Linked DNA regions of Homo sapiens: region 2 is linked to region 1. A link is a loop called in an ENCODE intact Hi-C map of the cell type or tissue named here. Cell type or tissue: dorsolateral prefrontal cortex. All regions are shown on one strand. Links, peaks and the distances in the headings refer to the core of each region. The heading gives the core; the rest is flanking DNA.

Region 1 (4,394 bases), core at 291-4,290:
ACTGAGGCTCAGAGCCATTACATGCCTTGCCCCATGTGGTAACTAATGTGGTAGCATAATAGTGGAAATGCCATTGTAAAGGCCAAACTGTCAGCTTCACAGGCTGCAGCTCTTTCTTCTATAATGGCTGAGTCCACATCAAGCCTTCTGGCTGAAGGCCAAGGAAGCCGCCTGACAAGAAGCAACCCAGAGGCCTCTGTACAGATGATGTTTCAAAAGAAAAGGTCCTTTCAAAAGCCCCACAATGGCTCTTCATTGCTGGCTACTTTAGGGAGTAGCTCTGGCTCATGCGAGAGGTTCTGCTTCTTTTCACAGTCCTGACTTGATCTTACCATTGCAGGCCAACCTTGGCTGCTGCACTCACCCAAGCAACTCTGAGAGAAGTGTATGTGTGGCCTGGCTACCTCTTAGGGCAACATGAGGTCAGTGTATTCTGGGGCCTGGATAGGCTTGTGGCTGGGCCTTTATGAGACAAGGCTTTCCAAATCTTTGGTCTTCAAATTGTTCTAAAAAGCACCCGTTTTTAGAGGATAGTTTTGGTGGTAGAGCCTACCATAAATCTCAATCATTAGCCAAGAGGCACCTACACACTGGGGGTGGGACATGCACTTTGGTGTGACAAAATGGCAGTGATAAGGGATGGAGAGGAATGTGGTTCAGATGTTGAGAAACTGCCCATCACATCTGCTGGAAATAATAGTAACAAGTCTGGCCAGGTACCATCTGTAATCCCAGCACTTTGGGAGGTCAAGGCAGAAGGATCACTTGAGCTCAGGAGTTCCAGACCAGCCTGGGAAACGTAGTGAGACCCTGTCTCTACAAAAAATTTAAAAATTAGCCAGGTGTGGTGACATGTGTTTGTAGCCCCAGCTACTTAGGAGGCTGAGGTGGGAGGATCACTTGAGCCCAGGAGGCTAGAGGATGCAGTGAGCCATGATCACACCAGCCTGGGTGACAGAGTGAGACCCTGTCTCAAAAAAAAAAAAAAAAAAAAGTAACAAGTGTGAGGAGATGAAATAATATATGTCAAGAGGAACTAACAGATTATCTGGAACTGAAGAAATGAAGTTATTAATTATTTCTTGAAAATGCTTGTGCGTCATGCACATGGTAAGAATTCCACGAAGGGGTGTCTGTCATATGATGATGTGGGAGGATGAGGAGCAACAATGAAAAGGACTGCACTTCCTGTGTGTGTGTGAAGCCCTCCCATATGGAGTTTCACTTCCTTCCCACCTCCCTCTCCATGCGGCAGTGGTGGCTGTGTGGTTTGAGGCCAGGGTGGAGGCATGAGGAAAATAGAAAAATCTAGAGACACATCACATCACAAAGATGAGCAGTGCTGCCCAGAGTGTGTTCCATGGATCATGATATCTCTAAGATGTCAATGAGTGATAGCAAAAGAAAAAAGTCCAGTAGCCAAATGCAGTTAAATTGGGCGGGCTACACAAAATTGAACAAGTTTCTTTACTGGATACCTTCTCAAAGGCTTTGATATGCTATTGTACACTGTAAATCTTCAAGGGTGGAGACGATGTAGTATTTTGTAAACTCATTTGACCACAGAAGGAAGTCTGTTTTCACTGACCATCACTCAGGACTGGCATTTTGAGGAGCTCTCTTGGCAAACACTGATCTTCAGATTTTTCTCCTTTTTGCTTTACTTCCCCACCCCACTGAGCTAACTCCCAATCCTAGAGGAGAAGAGATGAAGTGCTAAAAATGGTAATTCTCACATTTGAGGGTAATTGTCATCTAGGGTCTTTTCCCTCAACGTGTGGTCTGGGAACCAGCAGCATCGATATCATCTGGGAGCAAAATGAACATTCTCGAGTCTCCTCCTCTCAGATGTACTGAATCAGAACTTGCATTTCAGCAAGATCCCTGGTGATTCACATGCACATTAAAGTTTGAGATGCAGACTGAGGGTGCTTGGTACTAGGCACTAATCTTAATAATTCTGATTTAGTGTATCTGGGGTGAGGCCCAAGAATGTACTTATGAAGTACTTCCTCCAGGAGATTCTGATGCACGTGTGTGTGTGTGGACTCCTGAGAAACCCCTATGGTCCAAGCACCCTGCTATAAGGTAACAGAACAGCTCTGTGGTAACATTGGTTTTCACAGCAGCAGCTCTACAAGGTAGGTGGTGGTATAATCACTTTCATTGTTAGAAACAAGAAAATGGAGCCTTGGAGAGAGAATGAGAAGGTCCTGGACCAAGGTCACCCAGGGGTTAGCAGGTGCATTAGGGTAAACAAGTCCCCTCCTGTCTGTCCTCCCCACCTCACGAATCTCTGTCCTCCCCCTGCCCTAATCAGCTCTTCATTCACAACTACTGCATTGCTAACAGCCCTCTCTGAGTCTGCTTTTGTTTTCAGTGAAAGGCCAACAAAACACTGCGGGCTATTCGTGCTTGCTAATGATAATTCTGATTAGCTTAATTGTGTCAGCTGACTCCCTGGCAGCCAAGGGCCAACAGCAGCCTGCTTATTCAATCAGGGCCTGGCCCATTTTCTAATTATCAGCATCATTTGGGCTGTTTCCTCCAACAAGGAACTTGCTTCAGTTCAAGTTATCTTCAGCTGTTGCATTTACATGAGCAATGGATGATCTGTCACGTCTGTGTCTGTGTCAGTGTGCCAGGCTCCCCCTCCCTGCTGGAGACCAAGTGAAATGGCATGTGTTTGCCTGGGTTCCCAGGCTGCCAGCCATAGCGGCTGAACAGCAGGTCCCAATGGGAGCCATGAGGCAAGCTCTGGGGGTGGATGGATGTGCTGGTCTTCACCAGGCTAGCCAGGGTGACCTCTTCCCAGCTTCTGAATTCCAAACTGTATTCCCACTCAGAGGCCTGATAGGGTGACCAACCGTCCTAGTTTGACAGACACCAAGAGTTTTCCTAGGACATGAGAATTTCACTGCTAAAACAGAGAGGGTTGGTTATCCTTTGCCTGACACACCAGGGCACAAAAGCAGTGTGAGAGGATTCAAGATTTCCTGGGTGATCTATCTGGAATTTGGAACAGAGAATGACTAAGAGTTGAGGCCTCGTCTTTCTCTGTGAGACCTAAAGCTTATGATGCATCCCTGCTCTCTGTCTTATTTTGCTTTTAATGTCTATTGCTAATCTGACAGGATGAAGCATTAGTCCCAACATGGAAATGGGTAAGTGGAGGTCTGCATGCATGTTCTGAGATAAGGGGCGTATTGAAGAGAGTGACCAGTGTGTAATCCCTTTGAATGGAGGTGCATCATCCTTAAAGTACTCTCCCCAATTCAAAAACATATTAAGCATTTATTAGGTACCAGGAACCCTAAGCAATGCAGGAATATGTCCTTTATATTCCCAGCCCTCAAAGAGTTGACAATCCCATGGGAGTGACTGATACAAATACAATTAACTACATTTGCTAGGAGTCTACCTAGGGAATCAATCGTTAAGACAGAAAAGAGGTCATGGGAGCTAGGGAAGACAGAATTCAGGAACATCCACTAACTACAGCCCAGCTACTGTTACAGTCATTGTCTCACTTAGCTAACATTTCTTAAGCACTTCCACGTGACTAACCCATTTAATTTTTATAACTCTTATTATTATACCCATGCTATGGATGAGGAAAATGAAGCTTTGAAAAGCCATATATCTTGCTCAAGTTTGCACGTTAGTAAATGCAGGGTCCAGGGTTGGAACCCACAGAGTCTAAGACTTTTCTTAGGCACTGTATGATACTGACTCTCCTACCCCAGTAGGGTGCTGCATGGATCCTCAGCACAACCTGTGTGGTAGATACTCAGTCCACGTGAGACAAAAGCAACAAAGAGATGTGTGGCTGTGCATGGTGGAGGCAAGGCAGAGGGAAAGATGAGGTGGTGGGGGGGTCTCAGAGTTCCATACTGTGGAATCCCAAGGCATGACACCAAGAATGTCCCACCGGTGGCGTGGGAACTCTGGGAATGCCAATGTTCTAAGGGAAACTGGCTGGACAAATGCTGCCCTTCTGGCCCCAGCTGCATTCAATTCTAAAAAATGTACAACTAGAATGTGAAGCCAAATGCCTGACTCCTTCATCATCCTTTGAGGGTCAAAAATGGGTGACATTTATTATTTTATATTTTTCAGACTGTATTGTAAATTTCTTGAGAGCATAGTTTTTTTCTTTTTCTTCTTTTTTTTTTTTTTTGAGACGGAGTCTCGCTCTTTTGCCCAGGCCGGACTGCAGTGGCGTGATCTCGGCTCACTGCAAGCTCTGCCTCCCGGGTTCACGCCATTCTCCTGCCTCAGCCTCCCGAGTGGCTGGGACTACAGGCACCCGCCACCGTGCCTGGCTAATTTTTTTTTGTATTTTTCGTAGAGACGGGGTTTCACCGTGTTAGCCAGGATGGTCTCGATCTCCT
Region 2 (4,394 bases), core at 123-4,122, 76 kb after region 1:
GCTTTTCATATGCAGCCACCTCTCTGCTCCAGTTACTCTAGTAGTGCCTTAATGTCAGCCCAGGTAGTCATGCCTCTGGGATAAGTAGGTACATAGAAGGCACTAATAAATCTCAGATTTTCTAACAAACTCGAGAGATGGATTTACTCCATTGTTTTTTTGTGGCTCATCTTCCCCTAGTTCAAATAAAAAAAAGGAATGTGCAGAACAATAAAGATTCTATTCATATTTTTTGCCTTGTCTTTGATCTAGTTGGAATCTGTGTTTCAATACTGAATGGGAAATGAATGCCTTTGGAATTTCAGTCTTCCTGTTCAAATTTATTTCCCATCATGCCCTTCAGGAGCCCTCACAGAGGTTTCCTTATCCTCTCTTCTGCCTCTTTGGTGAGGCCTTTGCTTCCCTCCCTCCTAGGTCAGGCTCTCCAGCAGTCCCTCCAACCAAGCCCACCTGGCCCTATCTTGCCTATTAAGTTGGTTTTTACACCTGTGGGCCTGGCTACCTAGCCTGAACCCAACCCAATACTTCTGGTTTCACTGAGCGGTGACCAACCTACTTCCATCCCCAGTTTGTTCCAGTTTAGTACCTCCTGGGTCACACTTTAGGCATAATCCCTTCTCTAACAGCAGCCACTGCAAGCTGAATGTTTGGTCTACATGTTTATTACAGGCTATCCATGCATTCAGCAGCTATTTACTGAGGGGCTGCTATGGACTAGGCATATCAAAACAACATGGTGATGAAAAAATAATGTCCTTGTGATCAAGGAGCTCATGATCTAGTATATCTGTGCTTCTCACACTGGAATGTGCACAGAGACCACCTAGGGAAATTGTTAAAATGCAGAATTTGTTTCAGCAATATGATCTCAGGCAGAGGCCAAAGTTCTGCATTTTTAACAATTTCCCAGGTAATGCTGATGCAAATCATGCCTGAAGTACAACGTAGTAAGAAAGCGGTTGGGGAGATAGGGTGTTCACAGGGGTACCTCTAACTTAGTCCCTGATATTACAGCTGAGACCCAAAGGATGAATAGGAGTTGTCTAGAAAGAGATGAGTTTGTTCTGTGTGGAGAAATAAGACGTGGTAGAGGCCAAAGGTAAAACAAAGTAAAAATGTTGAGTTTCCATTCATTGCGGTCCAAAGCCTAAACAGAAGGAAGTTATTTTAGGATAATTTATTGACATGACTTATTGCCAGGGAAGATGGCCACTCAACAAAGGTGATAGCTGCAGGGCATATCTAAAATGGCTGGATGGCAGGTGCCATGGCTCCCAGCTCTGCCAAAGATGCCTGTGCTCTAAGATTAGCACAAATGCTGCATGCTCAAGGGGACCATGTGGGCTGGAACAATGGTAACCCATGTAGATAAGGGACTGGGTGGGTTGCTTTGTATTTTGGCACTGAGTTAAGTCCTGGAAGCTTTACCAAAGTCTGAGGAAGGGTACAAAGCCTGAATAATGTCTAAGCTGGCTTTCCCACCACCTGGTGGAACAGGGACTATACTCAGATATGTTAAACTAAGGAAAATAAACATGACATTCTGATCACCCTCAAATTTTGGTTCTTGACTCATACATACTTTAGAAATTCAAAATGGTTCAATCTATATGTAACCCCCATAAGTCTTTAGGAGACACCCTGATTTTAGGTCAGTGCTACAAATGACATGACATAAAGGGAAAGGCCCAGAGTTAAACTTCTAGAGCTTCTCATAAATCGTAGGAACACCCTATTACACCCACTTCAACTAAGAGGTCTTGGTTGGCTTTACAACTCTCAATAATGCTCTAAGATGAACCACTTGGAAAGCCCAATGAAATATGGCCATCAAAACAAACCAGCCAGCTGCATAGCCCCACATGGAAAAGTGTGATATTTGGAAATATCTCCATCAGGGAGGTAGTATATGCAGAATGAGCAATAATAGTGTCTCACACAGACAACAGCTGAAATCTGATCTCAGAAGTCATAGAAAGGAAAAGAAAGGGGACAAAACCATCCTAAAAATATTCTAATCACACTCAGAGCAATTCAAAATGATAAATAGCTAAGAGAAAAATAGATTCTAAAACAATTAAACAGAGGAAACAAACAGAGAAACTAGAACTAAGACAATGGCTCATTGTCTTACTGTGTCTTAGTTCACTGTGTCAGTTAGTGGCAGGAGGAGGAAGCTGGGCTGGGCACTGGAGACTGAGAATCTGGGAAAAGGAGTACTCAGATGGATGCTGTGGCTGTTGCATAGACGGAGAGCTTGGGCCAGCCCACCAGTGGTGCTGGTGGAAGATTGCCTAGTTTCAAAGTTACCATTCAAGGTCACGAACTTGGAAGTTCCATAATACTGAGTTTCAAGGTTGCCCCTCAAAGGATAAGCACTATCACCAGGTAAAAGCACAGATGGTGTCTCTAATGGTTACTCTGAAACTAGGTATCAGAGAGGAGGAGCAAGGATGTGCTGAGGGTTAGAAGATCTAAGTTAGTGTCTGAGGCAGACAGATCAGTGCCTGCAGCTCAGGAGCGAATGCAACGAAGTTCTATGGAGGCCCTTTGCTCCAACAGAGTTCCCTGATGGTCTGCTGAGGGTGCCACTTGCCTTCTAAGGGCTTCCCAGAGCTGTTGCTTAAACATTTCACCCTGTCTGATCAATCTCTCTGGATTTAAGGTGACATCACTACTCCTTGACCTGGTACTTTCATTCTCCACATCCTCTGCCAGGCACACCTTTTTAGTACAATTAGGGAAGCTTAGAGGAACTGCTGAGGCCACAAGGGATTGGCAACCGAGCCCCAGGCTTTTCTTTCCTGTGCTGCAGGGATGGTGCTCTCCGGCAGCCTCTCATGGTCTTTGATTCATTTCTGACTCCCACAAAGAGGAAAGCAGGCCCCAAAGGCAATCATAAGTGGCAAGTGCTATGGAGCCATGGTTTTCAAATTGTGCTCCTCAAAGCTTTAGGGTTCTGCTTCCTGAGCAAAGGAAGCTACCTCATCTTGGAGGACCAGGCGGGGAGGGTAGGAGTGCGGACTCTGAGCCTTTCACCCACTACTGCAGCCAACGCAGAACCAATTTTACTTATTTCATTTAAGGTTCTAAGTCTTTTTTTTGTTTGAAAAATATAAAAAGGTTTGAAACCACTAAAATAGTGTGTCTGCATCAATAACATCACACCATATTTTTTATAGTTAACTGAAAAGTTAAAGCCAAGGTAAAAGAAGAATTCGTCCAGGCGGAATTCAAAGGAGATGAAAAATTCCTAAAACAGGTCATCGTGAAACACAAAAGCTCATTTGGCCACTCATCTGGATTCTTAGTGAGGATTTTATTGGTGGTTATTTTAAAGTATTTTCTGTGAAAGTAGGCGCAACAACTCCTGGTTCTTACCACCGTGACATTAACCTTCTAAACCCTCCCGTTCAGATCATTAACCCCATGGGATTCTGTTCCACAGTTTGTTAAGCTGCCATCCTGCCTGCTTGGGAAAAAAAAAAAAAAATCCCAGTCAAAGATCAGATTTCACCTGAGACTTTAAAGCCCCAAGAATTTGGCCAATGCTAATTTAGACATTTTTTAAAACAGGTTCCTCCACTTGTAAATGACTGCGATTTTGTGCAGAGTTAGAAAAAATGCCTTCTGTATTGGGAAAAATTCAATTATTTTAAAGATAAATTCTCATTTTAAAAATGATTTTCTACCCTTAAAACAGTATTCTTTATATTCTCAAAGGAGGAGAAGCTAGATCACCCTACAATTTAAAAATAAATAAACCTCATGAATTGTATCCAAAGAAACAAAAGTTAAACAAACATATTCCTCACTTAACTAGAGATGTAACATGTGGTTTTATTTTAGTTGTTAAAGCTAACTCCTGATCTCCTTCCAAACAGGCCTAGTGACTTAATTACCATATTTGAAAGGAGAGCCACGAAAAAAATGGAGACAGGGAAGGAGACAGATGAATCTTCTTGGATATTTCTTCACAAGATTCAGAGGGAGTCCAATCCCACAAAAAGGACAGCCTTAGGCATCTTCTAGAAAGACAAAGCCTTTCTTGGGAGGGAGAGCTTGACCTTAAGTGGCAGCAAGAATCAACTACTATGGAGATAACATGAGGACCAGTGATGTAAATATTCCTTGAGACCAAGGTACAACACTGATGACTGACAGCCACAGAACTCTGTGTCTCCACTCTATCTTCTTTCAGGTCCCCTTCCAGTCTGCTTTTAAAGTTGTGGAGTCAGGTGACTGGGGATGTGTGAAGCTGGGAACTTCTGGGATTCTGAAATGCAAAACACTGGAGGCAGTCCCAGAGAAGAAGAGAAAGAACATTCTTTTCCAAATGACACAAGCAGACTTAAGTAAATTTATTTGTTCAGAAAAGGTCAGTAAAGTCATGC

The links. Peaks named below come from ENCODE experiments on the same cell type or tissue, not always from the same donor. Only the 100,000 strongest peaks of a DNase experiment are listed, where the experiment ranks them.
Region 2: a loop joins it to region 1, with 5 times the contacts of the local background. A loop is called at or near these places in 11 of 110 quality-filtered maps.

Annotation. Positions count from the first base shown.
Region 1 is chr9:27,351,398-27,355,791 of GRCh38, forward strand. All of the region lies in intron 3 of MOB3B (MOB kinase activator 3B), which reads right to left. Among named protein-coding and RNA genes, the nearest start is that of EQTN, 56 kb to the left of the region's middle. RefSeq lists an enhancer at 2,215-3,196. In dorsolateral prefrontal cortex, for the core only: CTCF peaks have their summits at 2,434 and 2,636; a DNase peak (open chromatin) is centred at 2,634; H3K4me3 peaks cover 1,133 bases; H3K27ac peaks cover 4,000 bases.
Region 2 is chr9:27,427,451-27,431,844 of GRCh38, forward strand. The region is part of intron 2 of MOB3B (MOB kinase activator 3B); the gene reads right to left. Among named protein-coding and RNA genes, the nearest start is that of IFNK, 95 kb to the right of the region's middle. In dorsolateral prefrontal cortex, for the core only: no CTCF peak of the experiment used is centred there; a DNase peak (open chromatin) is centred at 2,211; H3K27ac peaks cover 4,000 bases.